Regions from separate parts of the Homo sapiens genome. Here all the other regions are linked to region 3. Evidence: chromatin loops called from intact Hi-C (ENCODE). Cell type or tissue: A673. All regions are shown on one strand.

Region 1 (8,000 bases), 430 kb after region 3:
AAAGCCACTTGCGTGCAAGTACACAATTGGATAGAGATTCAGATTTCCAATGGGGCAGCTTTTCCACATTATTAAATCTGTCAGTTTCCTGCCATCTTAGTCATCTTGGGCTGCCATAACAAAATATCACAGACTGGGTGAACTAAACAATGGATATATTTTCTCACAGTTCTGGAGGCTGGGAAAATCCCAAATCAAGGTTTGGGCCTATTTGGTTTCTGATGAGGGCTCTCTTCCTGGCCTGTAGACAATTGCCTTCTTGCTTTGCCCTCAAATGGCTTTTCCTTGGTGCATGCATGCAGAAAGAAAGAAATAATTCTCTGGTGTGTTTCTTAAAAGGACACTAATCCTATTCAATCAAGGCCCCACCCTTATAACCCCATTTAACCTTAATTACTTCCATAAAGACCTCATCTCCAAATATAGCCACGCTGAGGATTAGGGCTTCGGCATATGAATTTGGGGGTGGAAGGGACACACACATTCAGTCCATACCACTTGTCCAACAAACACTGCTAGGTGCTGACTTTTGTTGTACTGCTAAGGAGCCTAAGCTACAGAGATGAGCCATTGCCAAGTCATACTATAGTGGAGATAAGTGTGGACCTATGTAGGACAAGCTAGAGAAGGTATCCATTGGGAAGTGATTTGTGAGCCTTGAGAGACAAGTATAGGTGTCATGCAGAAAAGAGGACAGCCATCAAGAGTTCATTCTATGTTGTTGTCTATTGCTAACACAAAGAAAAAGACAGAACCTGATTTTGCCTTTTTTTTTTTCTTATTTTGTTCTATTGAATATCATCATGCTGGATTATATGAGCCTTTTGTAAACCATGGAGATCCTTCACTCCATCCCTCTTTTTCTTTGGAAAGGTGGAAAATGAATAAATAAAATGAAATGTAGAACCTGGAGCCAGGTATTTGTCAGAATGTTAATTCCAGGCATGCATTCCTCTCTGTTTCTCTTTCAAGTCTTGTGTTTTTAAAGACATCATTGAAAGATTTAGTAGTGCTTGTGTAATCTCTGTCAATCCCTACTGATGTATCCTAGTGCAGTTTGCTTACTTTATTCACTGGCCATTGGAATGGTTTTTCCTTTAAAGGTCTTTCTGATCACCCTATCATGAGCAAACCTGAAATCTTAATTTGACTGCTAAGAAAAGGACATCAGAAAGCTGGAGGTTTTCTGTAAAATGCATTTCTCCTGTCATCATCTCATTTACTCATTCAGCTCACATCTACTGAGCATTTACTACTTGCCATAAACTCTTCTAGGTGGAACTATTGGGTACAAGACAGAATAAGATAATTCTTTACCCTGGAATGCATGTAGGTTCATGCAGGGATGAAAAATGTCGTTCAATTCAGCCATAGACTTGGTTCACAGAGCCTGCCAAGAGCACTTATGGAAGAGGTTTCTAAGACTGCATTTAAAGTGACTTGGCCAGGAGGCCGTGTTGGATTATTGGGAGTCACCATGGACTTTGGACAGGGAGTTGAGGAAAAGGAAGTAGTGACTTGCAAATTGCATATTTGCTATCCCGAGCTGTGCCGTGTCTGAATACAATTCTTTCACTGAATTATGGATGCAGGGTCAAAAATGCATTATCTTCAGTGGGATAAAAAATCAGCCTCCCACAATGATCAGTTATCTTGTATTTAAATTTTGTTAGAAATACATTTTAGTCTTCTAGAAATTTTTTTCTCCGTGGCTTTTCCTCTCTTTTCTCCCAAGACTTTAAGTTACAGTTGGGAAATTGTTCTCTTCTTAAGGGAATGATTCATCGTCGGCAGGCATTTATTAATGTTTTTCAGCAAAAGCCTGGGATGAAGCCAGCTGCTTTGCTGACTATGGAAAGAAGGGGCCTCAAACCCTTGACTTTTTCTTTTACACAACAATGTTCATTCTTGGATGCACAATAGAATCACCTTAGATGCTTTTTAAAAGCCCAGGACTCACCCTAAACTATAGAACTTCCAGGATGGGACCCAGACATCAGATTTCAATGTATAACCTTGGAGAACCAGTGTCTGACCAGGGCACATGCAGCCGCCACCAGGTTTTGGTCACTTGGATGGCTGGTCTGGCAGCTGTTCTGGTAATTGTGGAGATAGAAGCTAAGACTAGAGGGAGGAGGCCACCTTACAGGTTTCCCCTGGCTCAATGGTGTTTACTCTGGGCAAACTCAAGGTATACAGTTATGGTTGAGATATTCTGGTCCAACTCTGGACCCACAGTCTTTATGCTTCCCCCGAGGGTTAAAAATCTCAGAATTCCACTTCTAATTCCTACACGGTCTTTGGGAAGCAGTACACAGTTGTAGCTAAGAGTGTGTGGTTAAGACCACAGGCTTTGGAGTTGGAAAATACTGAAGTCAAATCCTGATCAAATGTGTGGCCTTAAGCAAGTAACATAACAGTATCATGACTCAGCTTCCATCTCTGGGAAGTGGTGGAATAATACATGCATTTAAGGATTGTTTAAGGGCTAAATGAGACAATGTACACAAAGAGGAAACACTTCATTATACTAGGTATAAAGGGAGGGCTCCAGAAACGTTGGCTGCCATGGTAGCTGCCAGTGTGAGAATCAACCATAGGTATGGGGCCACTGCTGGTCATCCATCTGCTGACCTAGGAGTAGGAAGCAAGTTCAGGAAGCTGCTGGTGGCCACGTGCATGTCAAGTTCAACTTGTTATGGCCTGTCTGTTTCATGGGTTTTTGACAATCAGTGGAATAAATGGATGAAATATTTAATAGATGTCTCAAAGCACTGTGAAAAGGCTCAGCGCGAAATGGAGCTGATCTCAGTGGTTAGCCTGCCTTTTCTATCTCATCCATGACCTCCCTGTTTGCGGATGGTGCCTGAAGTGATAGCCATTGCGCATGCTGCCTTAAATCATGGCAGTCCCTTTGCTCTAGCATTCCCCAGGCTCAGAACCTAGACAAGAGTACTGACTTTCTTCCTGGACTTGAATGTACCTTCTGTGCCATTTAAACAACATAGTGATCCAGAACAGTGAGTATTAAGTGATCTCTAGATTTCATTTTATTAATTAAAGCCTCTGTATGCATCCAATTACCTTTCAAATAAGCAGCAAAATTAGAGCTTGACTTTTAGTTATCTTGCTTCTACCTTACACTCTAGTAACAAGCAAAGCAATATGTAAGAGAAGGAGAAGGAACAACTGAAGAATTAGATGGTTCACAGCCCTGGAATATTGTAGTTGACTGTCAGGTTTAGTTCATCATTGGTAGTCCTTCTCTTTCATGAAGCCCTCCTTAAATTCCTGTTCTCCTCCAGTCAGCTTCAAGATCTTGTTTCCTCTGAATTTTCATAGTGTTTCATTGACTTTTTGGTGCCAATTTTTCTTTTATTAAAATTGTTTATGCAAATATTTTACAAGCTCCTTATGGGGAAGGCCTTGTATTAGTTAGTTTTATATCACCCCTAGTATCTAACACTGAGCCTTGTACCTAGTAAGTAAACATTTGTCAACTAAATGGTTACATACTTTGTAACAGTCACAAGAAAGAAATCCATACAATAAAGACTCATTATTATTCTGACCATCAAATGACAACTGTCATTTATTTTTCAGGTATTTATTGGTAACACGGATATTATGATCTTTCAGACTCCTTTTAAGAATATTTTGATGCCTTAATCCATTCTCCAGACAAAACTCATGACCAAGAGCAGTAAAGAGCTTCCACCATTAATTTTCCCCTCCAAATCTATGACAATTTTCTAAGCCTGCATTTGCAAACATATTGTTTCTGTGTTGCACGGTTTCCAAGTGAGCGTAGTTATCATTTAGAATTCTCCCACCTGCTTCCAGATGTCAAAGGAGTGGGGGATTGCTCCTGAGAGCTCATCAATTCTGCTTCAGTGGACTCTGTGAGGATGCAGAATGGATAAGTTTGCCTGTAAATTCTCTTTTGAAATCTTAAATTGTCCACAATCTGTGGCAACTCTTGTTTTATTTGAATATTTTGGGAAAGTGGGATGGCAGTAATTTGAAAGAGAAATTCTGTCCAGCATTAGCTGGACATAATAAACCAGCATTGGCCTGTCTGGTGGTAAGCTCTTTTTGGAAGAATAAGCTTGTTTCTGTGAGCACAACAAGGAAATGCGGGTGGTGAGGACATCCAGGATAAGACAAGTGGTGATTGACAGCCCAGCTGGTGGAGATGGGTAATTGGAAATTCATGGCACATAAATCTCCCAGTACTTATCTTGAAGCACAGGAAGAGAGGAGATCTGAGCAGGGGAACATTTAGCTCTTTCAAAGGGATCTAATAAGGTAGCAAATCTTTAAGTTCTTCATTTTAACTTTAATTAAATTATGGTTTTCTGTCTTGGAGAGATAAATGCATGCTGCTTAAGGAATGACTCTGTGCATAGAAAATGGAAATGTGCAGGACTATTGGAGGAGTTCTTTGTTTACACAGAATATGCAATCCTTTCCCATGGGTCCCATTCCTTTGGAGAGCAATTGTTTCTTTCTCTTGATGGGTTTCTGGTTTCCCTATGTACAGTCACATCTCCTTTATGTGTCTTAGCTTTCTAGTTTCCAAACTAATATTTAAAAAAAGAAGTGTTATTAGATCATTATGAAGTAACAATAATAGCAGCATAAAGGAAGAGATGTTCTTCCTATTTGTTGAAGTCTCATGCTTTCTGTGCTGGTTTGGGTCTTTGGTTCAGCATCTCTGAGTGGAAAGTCACCTTTCATTGTCTTCTTCATGATAACCCATCATATTAGTAAAGATGGTCGTTAATCAACTTCCAATTTTTTTTCCTCCAGGCCAGGCAACCTGTTCAGCCTAAATAACTAAGAGTTTTCAATCTCAACAAAGTTGAGTATTTTGAACTTGTCAGCATATGAGTGAGATTAGGACTCTCACTAAACCTGACAGATGGAGCTCCCTGGCTCCTTTCTGTAAGTTGGATGGATCTGCTGAAGGAATGGTTCTTTTTTTTCAGCCCAGCTTCCACTGCCTCTGCCTCATTGCTGTTGAAGTTCAGAACACTTATCTAATCTGAGTGCCCTGTGTGTGTGCAAAGATCTCTTTTTCTGGTTGGCAAAACATTTCATCTGTTGCAATGCCAGAGTTCCTGCTGGTGAGTGGAGCTACACAGAAGAGGGGTAGCTTTCTGTGGCTTTGGAGCTTCCATAAGCATCATGCCTAACATCTGGCTGAGGTCTGGAAAGGAAGAAGAGATTGTAGGGGTACACCAAAGTCCAGAGACAGAAGGAAAAGTACTTATAATGGTGGGGTACAAGATGGATTAATCAAACTGAGCAAATGCATTGAGCTTTGGAAGTGCTGAGCACTTGTATTAGGCATCCTGGAAGTACCCAAGAAAGACAAGATTTGCTTCCTGATGACCTGGAGTCAGGAAATTCACATTATCATCTGAGCTCTTCCAAGAGCCAATCTAGTTACCTGGGTTGGACTAGATCTTAAAGGTAAGATGAAAGAGTTAGTCTAGATAATAGGTGCAGTAAAGACAAAGATGACATAGACTTTCTTGCCCTTTCCAAAGGCCATTAAGGCTGCTTTATGCTTCTAATGTGTGCAGTATGTGTTTTCTCACTCCATGCTCCTTGCTGTGCACAGAGGAGGAAGACAATAAATACATATGAATTGACTGATCCGATGTCGAGCAAGGTAACAACAGAGGGGTGGGTCACAGAGAATGGGTGAAGACTTATATTTGACAATCACAGCAGGAAACCTTTAGTAGAAGTGATTATCAAGCTTTTACAACTATGTCTCATATCTTAAAAAGCACTGTAATTAATATATGTCTCTTCAGTGAAGGAAACAAAAAGCCATATCTTCATTTAAATAACATCAGTAGCAGCTGTCAGTACTACCAATATAGGTTTTGCAAAAGAAGCTTCCGGGTTCACTAGTAGGTTAAGTTCACTTTTGTCATCCTGAAGATTTGTTATGAATTGTAAAGCCTTCCATGGCCCCCATAGCTCCAGAAAGAAATCTATCTCTTCAGCAGGGCACATTCTGACTTTCACAAACTGACATTAACCTTTCTTTTTCCTCCTCATCTCATACATTCAACAAACATTATTAACTAAATCTCTGTGCCAGGTATTGATGCTAGATGCTCATGATTCAAAATGAGTAAGTCTCCTGTTGTCAAAGAGTGTGCATCCTAACAATTGGGGGAATCATGAAACCAATTAACACAATTAAGTGCATATGTGTTACAAGAGGAATTTCAACAGGGTACAAATGTAGGCCATAGACATGTCATGCACTTACATGTCATTATTCGTTGGCTCATTATATTTCCTGTGCTCAAGATTTTGTTTTTGCCAGGTCTTACAGCAAAGCACAGCCCTTCAATCAAATTCATGCTCTGAGGTCACTTTCATGGGCTGTTTCCATTTATGTTCCTGTGAGAGTTTGGGTGTGCATTTATCATGTTACTGTGTCTGTGTTTTCTGCTAGACCATGAGAACTTCAAAGGCTGGGGCTTTGTCTTACACACTTTTGTAACAAGTAGGTGCTCACTGAAACTTTACAGGAAGGCAGATAGGCTGTTATGTCAGACTGCAATTACTGTTTCCTCTGTCTGGAATACTTTTTCAGCAGATCTTTTAATTAATGACTTGCTTTCAGAGAGGCCTTCCTTAACAATCTTATCTAAAATAGACCCTTCTCTTTGTCTAAGTCTCTCTTGATCAGTTTGTCAAGGTATGCTGTCTTCATGGCATATGTCGCTATGTGAAATTTCATATTTGTTTTTGTCTGTTGCCACTAAATGCAAGCCCCCTGAGTAGAGATATTGTCTGTCTCATTCACTGCTGTATTAGCTGCAGCTAGAATAGCACATGGCTCATAGTAAAAAACCTTCAGTATATATTTGTCAAATACATGCATGACATTTAGTTTCTGGTATTTCCGGTCTAACACACCTTTATATTATTTTAAAAAATGAGCTCTTCAAAGTTTTTCATAGTGTTTTCTTCTCTCTCTGGGATTGTTTCGTTGTTCTGGTACCTTGAAGATAATGGCAGCAGGGTGGCATTTAACTTCTTCCACATTTGGCTTGGTGCCACTGACCTTTCATGGAGTTTTTCTCAGCAGATGCTGCACAGAAAATGAGCTCTTTCTCAATTATGGGGGCCTGAGGCCTCTCCTCATGTGCTTTTGGTGACGGGCAGCATGGGGTCAGACTTTGGCTTCTGATCTCCTCTTTCTCAGCTGTTTGTCTTCATCTAGATAGTCAGCTGGGCTACACTCACATAGGGGTTACATTTGAAAGGGAAGAGAGCCCAGTTGGTTTTTCTCTTCTTCATGATTGCTGACATTTCCAAATGTAGTAAGGACATACAGTTGAAGGAAGAGGATAGATAGGTGGCGAAAAAGAAAGGGCACTACAGTGGATAAGCTTGTGATTGGGAAGCCCTAGAGCTTCCACCACTTGAGTGCAGAGGGCCCTGCTCACTGGGATGGAGGTGGCTGGGGCAGCATTTCTCTCCCTTCCTCTGTAGGATCTGCTGCCCCTTCCGTTAGGAGGGAGGGGGATGGAACAGAATGCCTTATTTCTGGGCCCATAGCTCTCTGTCAACAAGTCACCTTTACACTTTGATTATCTTTTTCTATGTTGTCTGGGGAATGGCAAATGGGGGCAGAGCCAGCTTTGCTAGATGACAAGTGCAGCACCACTCTTTATTGGGGACACTTATACCCATTAGTCTCAACTTTGGGGATCACAACAGCCAGTTACATTATTATTATTGTTCCTTTATTCTGAGTGAGCTTGCAATTTGTTTCACAGTTATTCCAGGGGAATAGAGGGTCTCAATTATTGAAGGATCAAATGTCCAAACTAGATCATCTTGTGTGCCTCATAGTGGGTCTAGAGTGTTGTTGCTGTTGTTTGTTGTTTGTTTAGGTGCAACTGTAAGCACAAGAATCCATACGATTCCTCACCTCTTTCCAAAGGGCTTTGAGGGGCCCT
Region 2 (8,000 bases), 76 kb after region 3:
AGTGAATTCAATATCTCTCTTTTCTTTTGTACTTTTCCATCACTGCAGGTTGAAAAAAATGGTGAAAGCACATTCAGAGCATGCCTTCAAACTGTTTTCATGCTGATGGAACAAGAGAAGTCTATTGGTCCCGGTGACCTAAGGTCTAGATGCTAAACTCTCAGTAGCAATACAGTGTGCATTTTCCAGATCTATTTTCTGTACTTATATCTCAAGAACAAAGCAAGGCAGTAGCTGAACCAGCCAGGAATTCCAGGTCTTTACCATCATCTCTTCTTCTGAAATACCCATTATGCATAACAACATCTTCCATATGTACCTGAGCAATGAATAGTGATGAAATAAATTAAATTTGCACAATTATTCATCCAGTCATCCATTGATTGATTTTGCTAGCTATATACTGAAATAACAGCACAGTGTTTGACATTGTTCAAGAAATGAAGCAAGTGTGTAAATACACTGCCTGCTCTCAAAGGAGATTATAACAACACAAAATGAAATGACCAGAATACACTCACTTCCCTTTTGCTTCTAACTTCGTCTCACTATTACCCTCCATGATAGTCTGGAGGGTCTTAGCCCTCGTACCTGTCTGAATTTTTAGACATGAGAGCTCCTCCTTTTTTAGTAAGAGTAAGGGCCTTTTAAAAGGGACTTTGTGCAGCATTTGGCTAGCTTGCTCTTCCACTCTGCTGCCATGTAAGGACTCCGTGTTCATTCCTTTTGCCCTTCCATCTTCCGTCATCCCACAGCAAGGAGGCCCTCACCAGATGGCGGTGGCTTGATATTAGACTTCCCACTTGTAGAACCATAAGAAATACATTTCTACACTACAAATTACCCAATCTGTAGTATTCTACCATAGCAGTATAAAAGAGACTGAGACAGTGTCGCAACAATAACTCAGACTATTGCATCCAAACTCAAATCTTTACCAGGTCCCACCCTGCCCCCAACTTGACTGGCAGTCACTGTCTCATACCTCAAGGGATCTTATCACCATTCAGTCAGCAGCACAAACAAAGCAGCGGTTGTCAGCTTTGATTTTCCTCTCCCTCTGCCCCATATCCACTCCACCATCAAATTCACCCTTTGAATCACATTCAGATAGACATCCCTCTCTCCATCTTCACCACCATTACCCTGTGTTTCAACCTCCTCTCCTATCCCTTAGCTTCTCTTATTTTTATAGCATTCTAGTTTGTATATCTGCCCCAATTCAGGTTTCTCTCTGATATGCCTCCCATAAAAAAGTCAGAATTACCTTTCCAAAAGGCAAATTATACCTATCTATGCATAAAAATGTCTAAAGCTACCCATTGCTCTTGGGATAAAAAGAAAACTAAAAATGGACTTCTAGACAGCATGGTTCATCCTACACACTTAGTCTCGGGCCCACATTCTTTATAAGAGCCCTTTACTTGGGGTGCTGTCCAAAGAGGTCTTCTTTCAATCCATCATGTTCCCTACATCCTCTCTCTGCAAGGGCCCTCTACAGTGTTGTCACCTCCCTCCCTCATCCTAACTCCCTCTGATGGGCTCTGTAGCTCTCTGTTTATACTTGTCACTCTTGTACTTTTTAATTTGTATGTTGGACTATAAGATTGTCCATCTCCCTAAGTGTATTAGTCCATTCTTGCACTGCTATAAAGAAATACCTGAGATTGGATAATTTATCAAGAAAAGAGGTTTAATTGGCTTATGGTTCTGCAGGCTGTACAGGAAGAGTGGAAGCATCTGCTCAGCTTCTGAGGAGGCCTCAGGAAACTCTCAGTCGTAGTGGAAAAGGAAGGGGAAGCAGGCATGTCTTACATGGCTGGAGCAGGAAGAAGAGAGAAGTGGGGAAGGAAATACACACTTTTAAACAATCAGATCTCAGGAGAACTTAGCACCAAGGAGATAGTGCCTAACCATTCATGAGAAACCACCCCATGATCCAATTACCTCCCGCCAGGCCCCACCTTAAACATTGGGGATTACAATTGAATGTGAGATTTGGATGGGGGCATAAATCCAAACCATATCACTAAGTAAGTTTCATTATAGCAGGGACCATTGGCTTTTCATTCCTTGTTGTACACCCAGCGCCTAGTCCATAGTAGGTGCTCAGAAAATACTGCTGGAGAAACAAAGGAATAAGTGAATGAGGAAATCATAAAAATGAGATAATTCTTAAATGTACTCTGCCCTTTTCTGTTATTTGTTAAACTAAATGTGCTCGTATAATAGGAGTTTGTGTTTCTCTTCAATGTTTTCCTCAGAAAATATACAGCATTTCTTAATCTGTGTTTGTAACTTTTACCCATGTTAATACATAAGTAGTGTATATTTTTGTTTAAAAGTAAAGGAATAAAGGTAAACATAAGAAATGTAAAAGATCACCCAAATACAGTACTCAGATTATTAGTGGTATTTTGATATGTATTTTTCTTTTTGTCTGTGTGTTTTTAAGCAAAAAGTGGAGATATACTATTCATTTTTTGTAATCTGCTTGTTTTTTCTATTTATCAGGAACATCTAATCTTTCCATATTAATAAATAGTTTCTACAACATTGTCATATCATTTAGTAACTACCTTGTGTTGTTTTACTTTGACATATCATGATTTGTTTTCAGAATATTGGAATATTTTTTCTCTCTGGCAATTACAAAAATTTCTGCTGACAATCTTTGAGGTTATATCTTTATGAACATACTTAATGATTTTTTGGAATAAATTGTCATATTTGGAAATGCTGGGTCAATGCTTGTACAACATTTTAAAGTAAAAATTAGCGAGGCGTGGTGGCACGTGCCTGTAGTACCAGCTACTCAGGAGGCTGAAGCAGGAGAATTGCTTGAACCCAGAGGTGGAGGTTGCAGTGAGCTGAGATTGCGCCACTGTACTCCAGCCTGGGTGACAGAGACTGTGTCTAAAAAAAAAAAAAAAAAAATTAAAGCATTTGGCATGCACTGCAAAATTGCCCTTCAGAAAGGTTGTACCAATTTATGTCTCTGCTGAGATAGCTGTGAATGCCTGCTTTCTTGCCCCTTTGGCAATAGTAGCTATCATTTGTGTTTTAAATCTTTGCCAATTTGACAGATAAGTAAATATTGCCTTCATGTTTAATTTTCATTTTTTTGCTAACCTGTGGCTAAATATTCTCATGTTTATAAGCCATTTGCAATTTTTCTTTTGTGACTTAAATGGATTCTCTTCTTTTTCTTTGTTTTTTTTTTTTTTTTTGACGGAGTCTCGCTCTGTCGCCCAGGCTGGAGTGCAGTGCCGCGATCTCGGCTCACTGTAAGCTCCGCCTCCCGATTCACGCGATTCTCTTCTTAATGATACAAGGTTATAGCTTAAAATGTAGAATATTTTATGGAAGGTCTTTGAAGGCGAAGGGGATGTAAAGGTTTCTCTCCTGATATTCTCAGTGGCTTAGCCCTGGCTTTCACACTTGCTATGTCTGCTCATTTTAGTACCTCTCTAAACTTCACATCAGCTATCACCTGTTCTTACCAATCTTACAAATAGTTAGTGCTTGCATTGTATTTACCTTCTTATGTTCCATGAGCTAAAAACACAAATTAAAAACTAGACAAAATTGAAAGATAATCAAACTTGCCAAACAAAATGTAACATTAACTCTAATATTAACTCTGGGCAAACTTCGGGTTGCTAAGAGAATGCGGTGACCTGCTTCTGGGTCTTGACTATGCTACAGGTAATAGATACCCCCATGTAAGTTTCTCTGAATAACTAAGAAGCAACTGCGTTTGTACTTTATCTTTTCCTTATCATGGGAAATATCTGATCTCTTCAGCAAATTTTTGGTAACAGGCCTCAATTAGAGCCAGGAAGTCCTGGGAATTCCCCTGACAGCTTGTCCACAGAAACCATCTGGCCCAACAGGGAAAATCAAAATAAGTCCTCTCTGCCTTCATCATGAGCCCAGATTAGCAAAGAAGAAAAAATTTCCTTCTCAGGAAGACTTACCATTAAATTTAGTCACTGACTTTCAGACACCTTCACTGCATAAATAGACTAAGACAGATTGTTCCCAGAGCTTCTGAAAAAGAAAGTCAGATAAACTGTAACAAATTTGAAAAGGAGCCAAAATAATTAATAGAAACTGTTTCATTGCTGTCTTGTTTCTCTTCCTAATTAATATTTATGTGCACACATTCCAGAGACATTGCTGTTTGCTTAAGAATACACTATTGCAATATTGTTGGCTACAGCTGTTTTTGCAATAAGAATTCATTGAGCAGCCTAAAATTGACAGATTAATACCCTGGTAATTAAATTTCCTAAATGAGAAGAACTATTTCTCTCCTCCTAAAAAACAAACAAAACAAGTATAGTAAGAACTAGGGGTGCAGAACGATTATAGATCCTAAAATACCAAAAGGAGTTTTGGTCAGAAAGATGTGTGAGATTTTCATCTTCAAAGAGCTGTAATAGGTTGAAAAATCACCAGACTGAGGTCTCATTTCTAGGGGCGGGAGGGGCAGGTGGTGCAGGTGGCTATGAAAAGTCAAAGCCTTTTGCAGAAGGCAGTGTTTGTGTTGGTGGTAAGTGCTGAATGTCTTTACAATGACTTTGTTATGACAGCTCTACACTAATAAATTACAACCAGTGCAACCCCTAATCGGGAAGTTTCATTCATGCCAATGAGTCATGTGAGCTTGTGCCTGTAGCAGGCCAGTTTTAATGTAATGGCAAAGGATCCAGAAGAGTCAGGAGGGGCCACCCCTGGAGCATAATACTCCTAATTACAGCACAGTTAAATTGCATCTGAAAACCTCACCACTCCACCCCACCCCATCCTGTTCCCACCCTGCCATACACGTGGGAAATCCAATTGTGGTTTGCAGTGAGAGACCAAGAGTCATCCAGACCCTTCTCCAAACAAATAACTTTCCCAGCTTTCTGCTGGCAGGCTAGATTTGGCTGCAATCATCAACTAAATTCCAACATTTTTGTTATTTAACATTTGTGTAAAACTTCCTTTCTTCCAAGTGCTTTGCAGTCATCAATCAGTTATTAGCCAGCTTGTGATGGATGAGTGTGCAGTTCCTAAATTTTACTCTGCACCAAATAAAGCAGTAACTCTCTCTTTCCCTCTCTACCTCTTTCACTTCCCATCTCTCCTTCCTTTTCTCTCCCTCTGTCCCTCTCTCCCTCTGCCCCTCTCCTCGTCTCTTCCCCTTTCTCCTCCTCTTCCCCTTACTCTCTCCTTTCCAGTCAATCCCATCAATCCAGTCAGGCTCTTAGTCCTGTGAGGAAGCTCTTTATCTTGGCAAAGGTGGGCCTCCCAGAACCTCTGACCACCTCCATTCAGCAGAACCACATCTCTTACACCACTCCCTGATGCTACACAGTAAAGTCCCTTTTCATCACCAGGTCTGTCAGTCACACTAAATTGGTAAATCATTTCTCTTGTCAGATGTTTCAGCCTGGCCTCCCCTGCCCTTCCAGACACTGATAATTGAGAACAAATAGTGTGTTAACCGCTTGTTTATTAATAAAACATTTGCCTCCCCTAACGCAAGCAGTAAGTAATTTGAAGTGACATGGCTGTTATGTTCACAGTTATTTCTCAGTACCGCTGAGAAATGCATATATTTATCTCTGTTTTGGGAAGCCCAAATTTACACCTTCAGTTTTTCATTAAAGGCACACATCTCCCCTTTGTAGTTTGTCTGCCTTTCTCAGCTGCCTGTTTTGGTTTGTGTAATGCCCATAGGTACCTGTCACTGGGAAGACTTGGGGAAACCCAAAGAGAAACACTGGGCATTTTGAAATCCGGCCGAAAGCACTGCACCATCTTTCATTCCCTGTTCAAATGCGATCTCTTCATCACAAAAAGATGCCAACTCCTAGTCAAGGTATTATTTCATTATGTACTCTCAATGATACTTGATCTAATTTCACTCTTTGTCTAAAAATTGGTTTAGTACCGATTGTACTCACTTGCAGCACTATCAAGGGAGACTACTGACTCCAACCCCATCGTCAATTCTCAGCATTCAGGCTGGTTTTAGCTATCTGTCATGCAACTCCTTTTTATCCAGTCACTTCCTCTAGGTTACTTTACCACCCTCAACTCAGTTAGGCCTAATCCAAGGAACAATTATTTTTTTTTTCCTACCAAATGTTCAGGCTTTCATTTTTCCCCTTTTCCTAGCTAATACTAACAGTTGAACTCAGAGAATATTCCTGCAGCATTCTCACTGACTCCAATTAATTCACATGCATAAGAATCTTACTTTCTAGCATCTTGACTAATTGCTTATACCCAGTTTCTACTTGAACTAGGCCAAAAAAGAAATTAAAGTATCATAAAGAAAACCTCATCAATGTTTTCTGTTTGTGTTTTTTAGCATACTTGAGCTTCTGAATGTGCTTTTCCCAGAAGGATTGAAGACCAAAGGGATCACCCTTTGGTCCTGAAAGGACATGTATTAGTAATGCTGTCAACTAATTAGCCAGGGCTGTACAGCAAGAGCACATGTTGTTGCTTCAACTGCAGACAGAATAAGCAACTCTGTTCCTCTGAGTAAACTGATTAACCTTTATCTCCCAATTTAAAAGTCTAGAATGATGTTACAAACAATTACCTCTCAAATCAATCATAATTAGTCCATTTGTGTGGTAGTAAAACAACACCTCCAAATTCTGGTATTTTTGATATTTACTAACTTTTTCAAAAATATTTATTGAATATTCACCATTTTTCTGGAATGGATTAGACACTGGACTTGTCATAAAATTGATTAAGCAAAGCTAGTAAGTAGTTTAGAGCAAAAGGTTTACATAAGGAGGATCAAAAAGAGGGGTGACAGTAAGAATAATGCCCCTTCCACATCCATGTTTGTGTCTTAATTTCGGGACTAGGGCTTTTTTTTTTCTATGAAAATGAAAATGATTGAATAGAGGTGAACACACAGCAAGTGCACACGGAGTGAGACATGGCTATCATAGAACATGTTGTGAGTGAATGAAAAATTCACACCTCTTCCACCCTTCACTCAGTAACAGAATGCTCCAGGCCACCTCCTCCTCGGCCCACTCCCCAAACTCTCCCTCCTGCTTGCCCATAGCATCCTGATATTGTTGGGACTCAGACATCAGGTCCTTCACGTTGCTCTCAGCCTCAGTCAACTCCATCTCATCCATGCCCCAACCTACGTACCAGTGCAGGAAGGCCTTGCACATGAACATGGCTGTGAACTGCTCTAAGATACACCTGAATAGCACCTGGAAGGCTATTTTGTTGCTGAAGAAGGTGGCAGACATTTTTAGCCCCCAAAGTTGGATATCACAGACAGCTGTTTTCACATTGTGGAGGATGGGAATGTCCCAGTGAACATGTTATTTTACATAGCAAAAGGGACTTTGCAAATATGATTAACAACCTTGAGATGTGGAGATTGTCCTGGATCCAATCCACTTATATGAGTCCTTAAAAACTAAGAACCTTTCCAAACTATGGTGACAAAGAGATGTGCTGATAAAAGCAGGGTCAGAGAGATGCTGTGTTACTAGCTTTGAAGATTTGAAAAGAGGCTACAAGTCAAGTAATGCAGGTGGTCTCTAGAAGCTGGAAAAGGCAAGAAAATTAATTCTTATAGAAGCTTCAGAAAGGAATCATGCTCTGTGGATATCTTGATGCCAGCCCAGCAGGGCCCATGTTGCATTACTAACCTACATAACTGTAAGATAATAAATTTTATTTTTCCGTCAGTTTGTGGTGATTTCTTATGGCTGCAATAGAAACTAGTACAGGAGTTTGGGCTCGAAGTACAATTGTACCCCTCATTAGCTAATTTGAGCATATTATTTAATCTTTTTAGTTTCTTGGTTTCTTTATCTGTGAATCTGAGAGAATAATATCTGCTTTATAGTTCATGATGAGGAAAACAGGAAGGTGAAGCAGGTAAATGCTCTGGCACTATGCTAGAAGGTAATGGGTGTTCAGCGAATAGTTGCTGAACACATTGTAGATGCATG
Region 3 (8,000 bases):
GTAGGCAATGTTGTCTAGGTTTGTGTATGTATACTCTGTGATGTTTGGACAAGAATGAAATTGCCTAATGACACATTTCTCAGAATATATCCCCATCATTAAGTGAGATATGACTGTGTATGTGTGTGTACCCTATTATGATGTGTTAAGTCTTTTTCTAGGTATAAAAGACAGGCTTCACACAAAGTAGAATGAAAATGTTGCAAAATAGAGATGACCAATGTGTTTTGGTATTCGCTCAGGCAGGAAGCTTGAAGGAAGACAAGGCATTTAGGCTTGATCTTAAAAGCTAAGTAAGATTTGCATAGGCAAAGTAAGAGGCAATAGAATGCTACAAAAGAAGAGCATGAAAGATGACATGATGGTGGTAAAGGTGTAACGGTGTAAATGTGTATTAAGAGTAAAGGAGTAAAGCTAGAGTGTGAGTATGTAGAAGGGGAAAACAGAAAGGTAGGGTATGAACTTCATGGCGGGACTTGGACTTTATCCTTTAGCCTTTGGAAGCAATTCAAAGTTTATGCAAGAGGACGTGATGTGTTTTAGAATGATAGGTATACATAGGTCTGAAGGATCAACTATAAGAGAAAGACTGCAGTCAGTAAGATTTCTTAGGAAGTTATTTTAATATTCCTGAGAGAGGGACTAAAAGACAAAGCAGAATTACCTACCTATTGGGTATGGAGTTTGGAGGAGAAGAAAGTTTTAGGTCTGTGCTTCTCCTATGTTGATATGCATATAAATCATTGTTCTGGTTAAAATGGATATTCCAATTCAGTAGGTCTGGTGAGGCATAAGATTCTGTATTTCTAAGAAGCTCCCAGATGATGTCAATGCTGATGAATTGTATGTTCAACAACAAGATTTGAGACCACTCCAGGTATTTCCTTCTTGTGAAACTGGCTATGTGATGTTTCATTAAATGAGATAGGCTTGGATCAGGGGAAGATACTGACTGCCTCCACTACTGGACACATTCAATGGGAGGCACACAAGTCAAGAGTTAGAAATTGGATTGCTCTTTTAGAAATGAGGCTAAAGCTGTACTTAAAGAATTGGAAATTACTAAAGGAGAGAATCAAGGCAAAATTTAAGTGGATAAGACTTCACAGAAAAAAAGGAATTAAAAAGAGTCAAAAATAGTATATTACCGAAGACCTGGAACAAAATGGGCACTTAATAATTACTTGTTGAAGGAACAAATGAATGTGCCCCTATTTAAAAGGCAAATAAAAAAAAAAAAAGGAGAACAATGGGTGACTGAGAAGGAGCAGTCAAGAAGGCCAAATGACAGCTGAGTCACAGAAGACATAAGAGAGAAGCCTTTTGCTGAATGCTGAATAGGGAATGCATACTGTGAGATGTCGCTGTGAGTTTGCATGGTCTTTCTAAGATGTTGTAGTGGGTGATGTGGCATGCCACCCAGATGCCCTCCAGGATTGAGAAAATCATTCTCCCAACTGCTGAGAGAGTTGGCTGCAATGAATCTCAGCCAAGTTCTTTTCCAGAAATGTGCCTTCCTCAAGAGCAGCCTCATTCAAATTCATGCTCCCTTTCCACAGGCAGCTCAAGTCCAATGACTGGCCCATGTGGGGATATAAAGGCTTAGTCCCTTGCCTCAAAGTATGATCCTGCTGAAGAGGCATCTCAGCTTAAGACAGTCCGTGAGATCAGCTGAGGTCCTGTTTATACTATTTAACAGTCCAATTCCTCCTTCTGCCCAGCCCTGCTGCCTTCATTCCTTCACAGGTGTTGTTTCTGGGAGAACTCCCCAGTAAAATTCCATCTGAGTCTGTTTCCCGGAAATCTGACCTAAGACAGATGTTGACTTTATTCCTAGAGATTAAATTGCAAAAGCCATTCATATTTGAGGCTGTGTCTCCCTAGGCCCTTTTCTAAACTGAGATCGCACTTCTCTGCCTCAATCTTCTTTTGCTTTTTTGCTTCTGAAACTGTACTGGCAGGTACTGCCACACCATCTGTGCATAACAGCCCAGCAAATTTTGGGGGCATCTGCTACAGTAAGGTCACATTCCCAGCTGTTGTGTCATGTCTTCAACATCTTCTTTGATTTCTCTCACTCCTTACTTTGCAGAGAGCAGTTCAAGGTAAAATCTCCCTGCTTGTTTGTTTCTATTATCCACCTGCTGTTGTAGAGAACTGACATTATCTTATGTACTCTTTAAAATGGAAAGACATGGAACTCACTAATTAAATTTGCAGATCAAGCTGAAATAAAAGTCATAGCAAAATCACTAAGGACAGGCACGTTATGTAAAGTGGCTTCAGTGCTTAGAAATATAGTCAGGAAATGACCAAATGAGCTTTAGCAAGGAGACCTGAAAATTAATACATCTGGAGGAAAGGAACCTGAAACACAGCTATTTAAATTTCCAGGGAGAAAACTGGAAAGCAACAAGACCAGCAAGAAAAAAAAAGAATAAAAAGAACAGGAAGGTGATATTAGACACTTCAACATAAGCTTATGGTGCAGTGAAACTGAATAAAAAACAGGGTGCATTTCTTGGCTGTATTTTAAGATGCGTTACTGCACATGGTTGCAAGGTGATCCCTATATGGAGCTGCCATGTGGTAGACCATGTTGGTTTTCAGGTGCTTGGGTAATAGCATGAAATAGACAAATTGGGAGCAATTGGAAGACAGCTATAGAAATAATGAATAGGAGTGATTGAATTACAAGAAAAGGAGATAAATGGGTGTAGGTAATTTCCTCCAGTGCCAAGGGAGAGTGAAGATGAAGGTCAGCATGGGAGCAACATTGCTCTAATGCAGAAAAGCCTGTGCTGGAGTGTTACCTGTCAAAATGGGATTAAGGCTGAGACAGGAAAGGGTAGTTTCAAAAAGTCGGCAAGTACTTCCAAATGCGCAGCCACTATGGCACAGTCATCAAAAAGGAGCTGTAAAAGAAACAGCACCACACTTGTAGACGAGTCTGTGAACACTGGGCTTCTTGGCATGAGTCTGAACCTGAGGCCAGCTTCAGCAGTGGACAAAGTTGCAGCTCCATTCCAGGCACAGAGTTGGTCAGTTCAGAAAACTGTTCTAATTTCTCATCTTTAATTGATTCAAAATAAAAATAGATGAACAAGTAGAATGTGTGTCCAAAAATAGAGTTGATGTTCCACCAGCCTGTAAACTCATTAAGAGCTGAGCACTTGTCTTATTCATCTCTGTGTCTCAGGTGTCTGGTGCAACAAAACTGCTTATTAAATGTTTTCTGAATTAGTTAATGAGGGAAAACTGAGAAAAAAATATTCCTGCCGTGAAGTTCCGGGCCACATTTCTGGCAGACCACAGGCTCAGCACTTCTGGGGATCTTTGGAAACTTTCCCCAAAGGGCTTGCATTCAAGAAAGAGATTTGTGCCTCACTGGCTGTCCTGGCTTCATAGTATCCTTTTTCAAGGGGAGAAAATCCCTCAGCATGGGGTCAGGCAGGCTCCCACATTTAAAAATTGGATAGCTTCGTTTTTTCTAAAGTCCAAGTGTGAAACGGAAGAAGCTGACAGGAAGTGTTCATTAATATATTGAACAAATGTTAGGACTCTGTATAGTTTAGCAGTTAAGAGCAGCTAAGAGCCAGATGGCCAGATTTCAAATTTTGGCTCTGCTACTTCCTAATTGGGTATATCCTTTGGCAAGTTATTTAACTTCCCTGTGCTTAGTTTCTTCATTTGTAAAACAAGGATAATAATAGTTCTTGATGAATGGAGTTGTACTGGGGATTAAAATAAATAATCTATGTAAAGCATTGAGAAGAATGCTGATCAGTAAATCTTTCATCTCTCTCTCTCTCCCCACTCTCTTTCTCTCTCTTGCTCTGTGTGTGTCTGTGTGTGTGTGTCTGTGTGTGTCTATGTGTATGCATGTGTGTGTGTATGTGTGTGTGTGTAGCACTTATGGGCTAGGCATTCCTATACATTGCAGAGACAATGGTAGGAAATAAGACTGGCAAGATATTTTCCTATATATGTCCTGCTCTCATAGATCTTCCCTTCTCATTAGAGAGTCAGACTCTAAGCAAAAAAGTAAGTAAATAAGGGCCATAATTTCAGATGGAGATGAGTTCCATGAGAAAATAAAATGAAATGATGTACTAAAGAATGACTTGGGGAAGAACAAAGTGCTGCATTAGAGCGTCCAGAAAGAGATGCTTTCAGAAAGTCAGAGCTGAGAACTGAATGACCAGAAGGAACCAGCCATGTGAGAGCACAGAGAAGAAATAATACAATGCATAGATGTCACTTTAAGATGGAATAAGTTTGTCATTTTCAAGAAGGCAGAGTAATAAGTGCTTTGCGGACAAGACAGGGCAGAGGTAGATGAGCTCTAGGAGGTAGACAGGGACAGATTATGTTGAGCTTTGTTGCCCAGGGCAATAGCTTTTAATCTAATTTTAATGCAGTGGGAAGCCATTGGAAACATTTGGGCGGAGAATGACATGATCTGACTTCAAATTTATAAAAGATCGTTTTGACTGGCTTCTGTGTAGAGACTCAACTACATGGTATTGGAGGAGAAACAAAGGGACCCATTGGAGGCAATTGGCTATTGCAGAATCCCGATGACAATTAATGCCACTTGGACTAGGGTTATAGCACTGAAGATGGAAAGAATGTGACGAGTTTAAGTTATGCATTAGAGTAAAACCAGTCAGATTTCCTCATGGATTAGATGTGGAGGAAGTTGAATCTGTTAGTTTTTTCAGTGTCTGGCACTTGACTAAGCCTAGAAACAAAAAGTTTAAAAACAATAATTATATACAGAGCCTGCCTTTAAGTAGCTCTTTTGAGCTGTATTTTGTAGGGAACAGAATCCTACTCAGACTTCAAGGAATGGATTATCTACAGAGGCATGAGCAACATTAGACAAGTCAGCAAAAATGGTGGAGAACATAGAAACTATCAAGAATCAAAAGCCACCACTACCTTAGGCTTAGAAAGGCAAGGCAAGGCAAGGAAATAGTACTAACAAAGCCCAGTGAACATGGGAATCTTGGAGAAGGGCTGCCCGGCAGGAGACGTATTCCCAGAGGGACATGCTCTGCCACAGAATGTGTCCAGCATAGAAAAGAAGTGGGGAGTGAATACTTCTTCCTTGTCCCACCCTCCAATTTTTTACGACTGCCTTCCATAAGCTAAGCCTCACTGGAATCCAGGCAGCAAAGGAGGTATGATCGTCTGAGGTGTCAGCCCACTCAGCGTATAGGACAGGACAGAGAAAAGCAGAGGAGGAAGCTGGGTGAGTTGGGAGGGACAGGCAAATGGAAAATGAAAAGTATACAAGCATGCAAAAGTATTACAGAAAAAAGAAAATGTCATTTGGAATCAAGTGCAAGACTAGCTTCAGGGTTTTCACACAGGCTTAGCTCAGAGACAGTGCCCAGTTCAAATTCTTCTATGCAAAAAACCTGAGAATACAACCCAATTTCCCATCTTCTCAAAGTAGTCACTACTCTCTCATTTCTTTCTCCCCCCACAACAGGGAGGAGGAAAAAACCATGGCTGCGGAGGTGATTTAATATCCTGTTGACTCTGAAGAAAAATACACTTCTTCATTATAAGAGTTTTATTGCCAATGACTAGAAGGAAATGTAAAGGGGACAACACAAGATGACTAACACAGGAAGTTATAAAACTCACAGCTCTAACTGTCATGGCCCTGGGCCCATGGTGCCTGAATCCCTCTGGGAGTATTAAATGGAAGGCCCCCTGGTACCTGAATTTTGTTTTAGTTTTCTCTCTCCATCTCTGTGATTACACATAAAATCAGCCAAGCACCTGCTCCCCTCCAGCCTAGATAACACATACCTCCATGCTATAAAGGGACAATTTGACCAAGAGACACCCACCTCACCTGACCACAGAGCTGGAAAATCTACTATGTCAGACTTCCATGCAACCGCTGGTGGGAGAAAGTTTTCACGAGTCTCTCTGGGCCCTTATCCCTCTCCCCTGTATTCCCATCCTTATCCAAATCCACATTTCACCAAACTCCCTAACGCTAAGCAGCTGTTGAAGTTCAGATCACAGTCTCTGAGGAGCTCCTGGTTTCCCATGGAATGTGATTTGCCTCATCATCTTACAGCCTGCCTCCACTTTGCTTTCTTATCATTTCAGAGGCTTGGGATGCCTGTGTGCACAATAAATCAATGGCATTTTAAGCTTTCCCTGTGGCCTCAATCACTATGCGCCTTGGTGCAGCTTGCTGTGCTGATCACGTTTATGACTTCACCTAAATTCTTAATGCTCTATCTCATTGCAAAGAAAGGGGATTATTTTTTATGAAAATGTAATTTTAGCTTAGCCACCAGACAATTTCCAATATGCTATGAAAAGAATAAAATAGCCCCCAAAAAGCCATATCTCCTAGAATTTACCCCTCCTATAATCTAGATTATAAACTCAATGGAGATACAGATCATATCTGAATTGAACATTACTGTACCCTAGACCCTATTGCTACATCTAGTGCACAATTTATGCTTGGTATTTGTTGATACTGAATAGCACATTGTTTTGCAAATGGAATTTTTTAATAACCACCTCTTCCTGTGCCACCCTAAGCATGCACATGTATATGCACGCACACACACATGCACTTTACCTTCATACACGCATGATGCTCTCAGTGATAAAGTCATGTGTAGCTCAAGGTGATCAAAAGAGGTATTTGTATAAGAAAGCAGAAACAGTTCTTTATAAAAACAAGACAACAAAGCTTACTGTTAGCAGTGGTCCCAGGAATGAGACCGCCCCGCATCCCTCACTGTCTCTATCTGTGCCCGTCCAGGGAGTCTGTTTTTAGAAAGCCCTTGTCTGTTTGCTTCCTCTCCACAATTCAAGAGAGAAACTCAGGTCTCTCTCTCTTCTTTTTTTTTTTTTTTTTTTAACCATTGCCTTTACTTCACCAAGTTTTCTATAGAGTAGAAATTTCCCCCTAGAGGAATAGAGGAATTCTGGACTTTTGCATTTATATTAGACATTCTGGAATAATCTTCAGTATTCCTTTGTTCAGTCTTCTTTGTCCATAAGCCTTTCCAGTGTCTCTCCCCCAGCACCATACAACAGCCTGCTTTGTGTTTCTTCTGCCTACCTCTTCCCCTAACTTCACCTCTTGTTTAGGTGCACATTTCTTTCAAAACTAGACCATTAACTTCTTGAGGAAAGTCCTAAGTCTTTTCCTTTTTGTATTACCTCATACATATACTTTACCTCCAATCAGAAAAAAATTGTCTTCTCTTTGGTCTCATAGCTGTTATTTCTTTCCAGCTTTGGTCTGTCAAAATTAATGTTATTTGGAAGAAGAATATAAAAATAGAAAAACACAATAGTTGAGTCAAGCCCATGAAAGCAAAATGCTCTCTAAGAGGAACCACTTTCAGGGCTCTAGGCTAAATGCTATTTGAATCCTGTGAACTGGAATTCCTCTGAGAGATCTTCTCTGCCTTCCTCAGGCAGGCCAGTCTTGGCTGGACACCTCTGGTTTTGCCAAGAAAGCACAGTTCCTGTCTGCAAACAGCACAAGCATAGTAGGTCAGCAGACGGGCAGAGCTGGCTCAAATTTATTAAAAGCATCTTCATATTGTAGCTCAAGAATACACTGCTGTTTTTACCGGGTGATGAAGATATTTGGTGAGGTTTTTAAAAGAATAAAAGAATAGAAAAGATAAACCTTATGTTTCTATGTAGCTTAGGGTCAGAGCATTTCATATTCATGCATCTAGCTGATTTTCACAATATCTCTGTGAAGCAGGCAGGGCAGTTATTATCCCCCTTTTATTGATGAGGACACTGAGGTTCAATATTTTAATTACTTGCCTAAGGCCACATCCAGCTCGTGATGTACCATCTACCATCTGGATGGCAGCACTCAGTCTCCAAAATAGACCTCTTGACTCCTGGAGCCAAAACTACCACACAGGTTTCAAACTTTTAGGCAAGTGTTGAGGAAAGAAATGGGATTTTTGTAAAGAAAAAAAAAA

Evidence for each region. Peaks named below come from ENCODE experiments on the same cell type or tissue, not always from the same donor. Only the 100,000 strongest peaks of a DNase experiment are listed, where the experiment ranks them.
Region 1: a loop joins it to region 3, with 2.8 times the contacts of the local background. A loop is called at or near these places in 1 of 110 quality-filtered maps.
Region 2: it touches region 3 in a loop (4-fold over the local background); 1 of 110 quality-filtered maps calls a loop at or near these places.

What each region holds. Positions count from the first base shown.
Region 1 is chr11:92,293,903-92,301,902 of GRCh38, forward strand. The region is part of intron 1 of FAT3 (FAT atypical cadherin 3); the gene reads left to right. Among named protein-coding and RNA genes, the nearest start is that of FAT3, 73 kb to the left of the region's middle. In A673, no CTCF peak of the experiment used is centred here; a DNase peak (open chromatin) is centred at 4,299; H3K27me3 peaks cover 2,746 bases.
Region 2 is chr11:91,942,695-91,950,694 of GRCh38, forward strand. It overlaps the pseudogene TUBB4BP4. Among named protein-coding and RNA genes, the nearest start is that of LINC02756, 150 kb to the left of the region's middle. In A673, no CTCF peak of the experiment used is centred here; DNase peaks (open chromatin) are centred at 3,997 and 4,707; H3K4me3 peaks cover 504 bases; H3K27ac peaks cover 1,982 bases.
Region 3 is chr11:91,866,354-91,874,353 of GRCh38, forward strand. LINC02756 (long intergenic non-protein coding RNA 2756) reads left to right here. Exons shown (of 12, transcript NR_187312.1): 12 at 5,501-6,133. Among named protein-coding and RNA genes, the nearest start is that of LINC02756, 76 kb to the left of the region's middle. In A673, no CTCF peak of the experiment used is centred here; DNase peaks (open chromatin) are centred at 3,598, 5,148, 5,548, 6,058 and 3 weaker places; H3K4me3 peaks cover 1,921 bases; H3K27ac peaks cover 4,851 bases.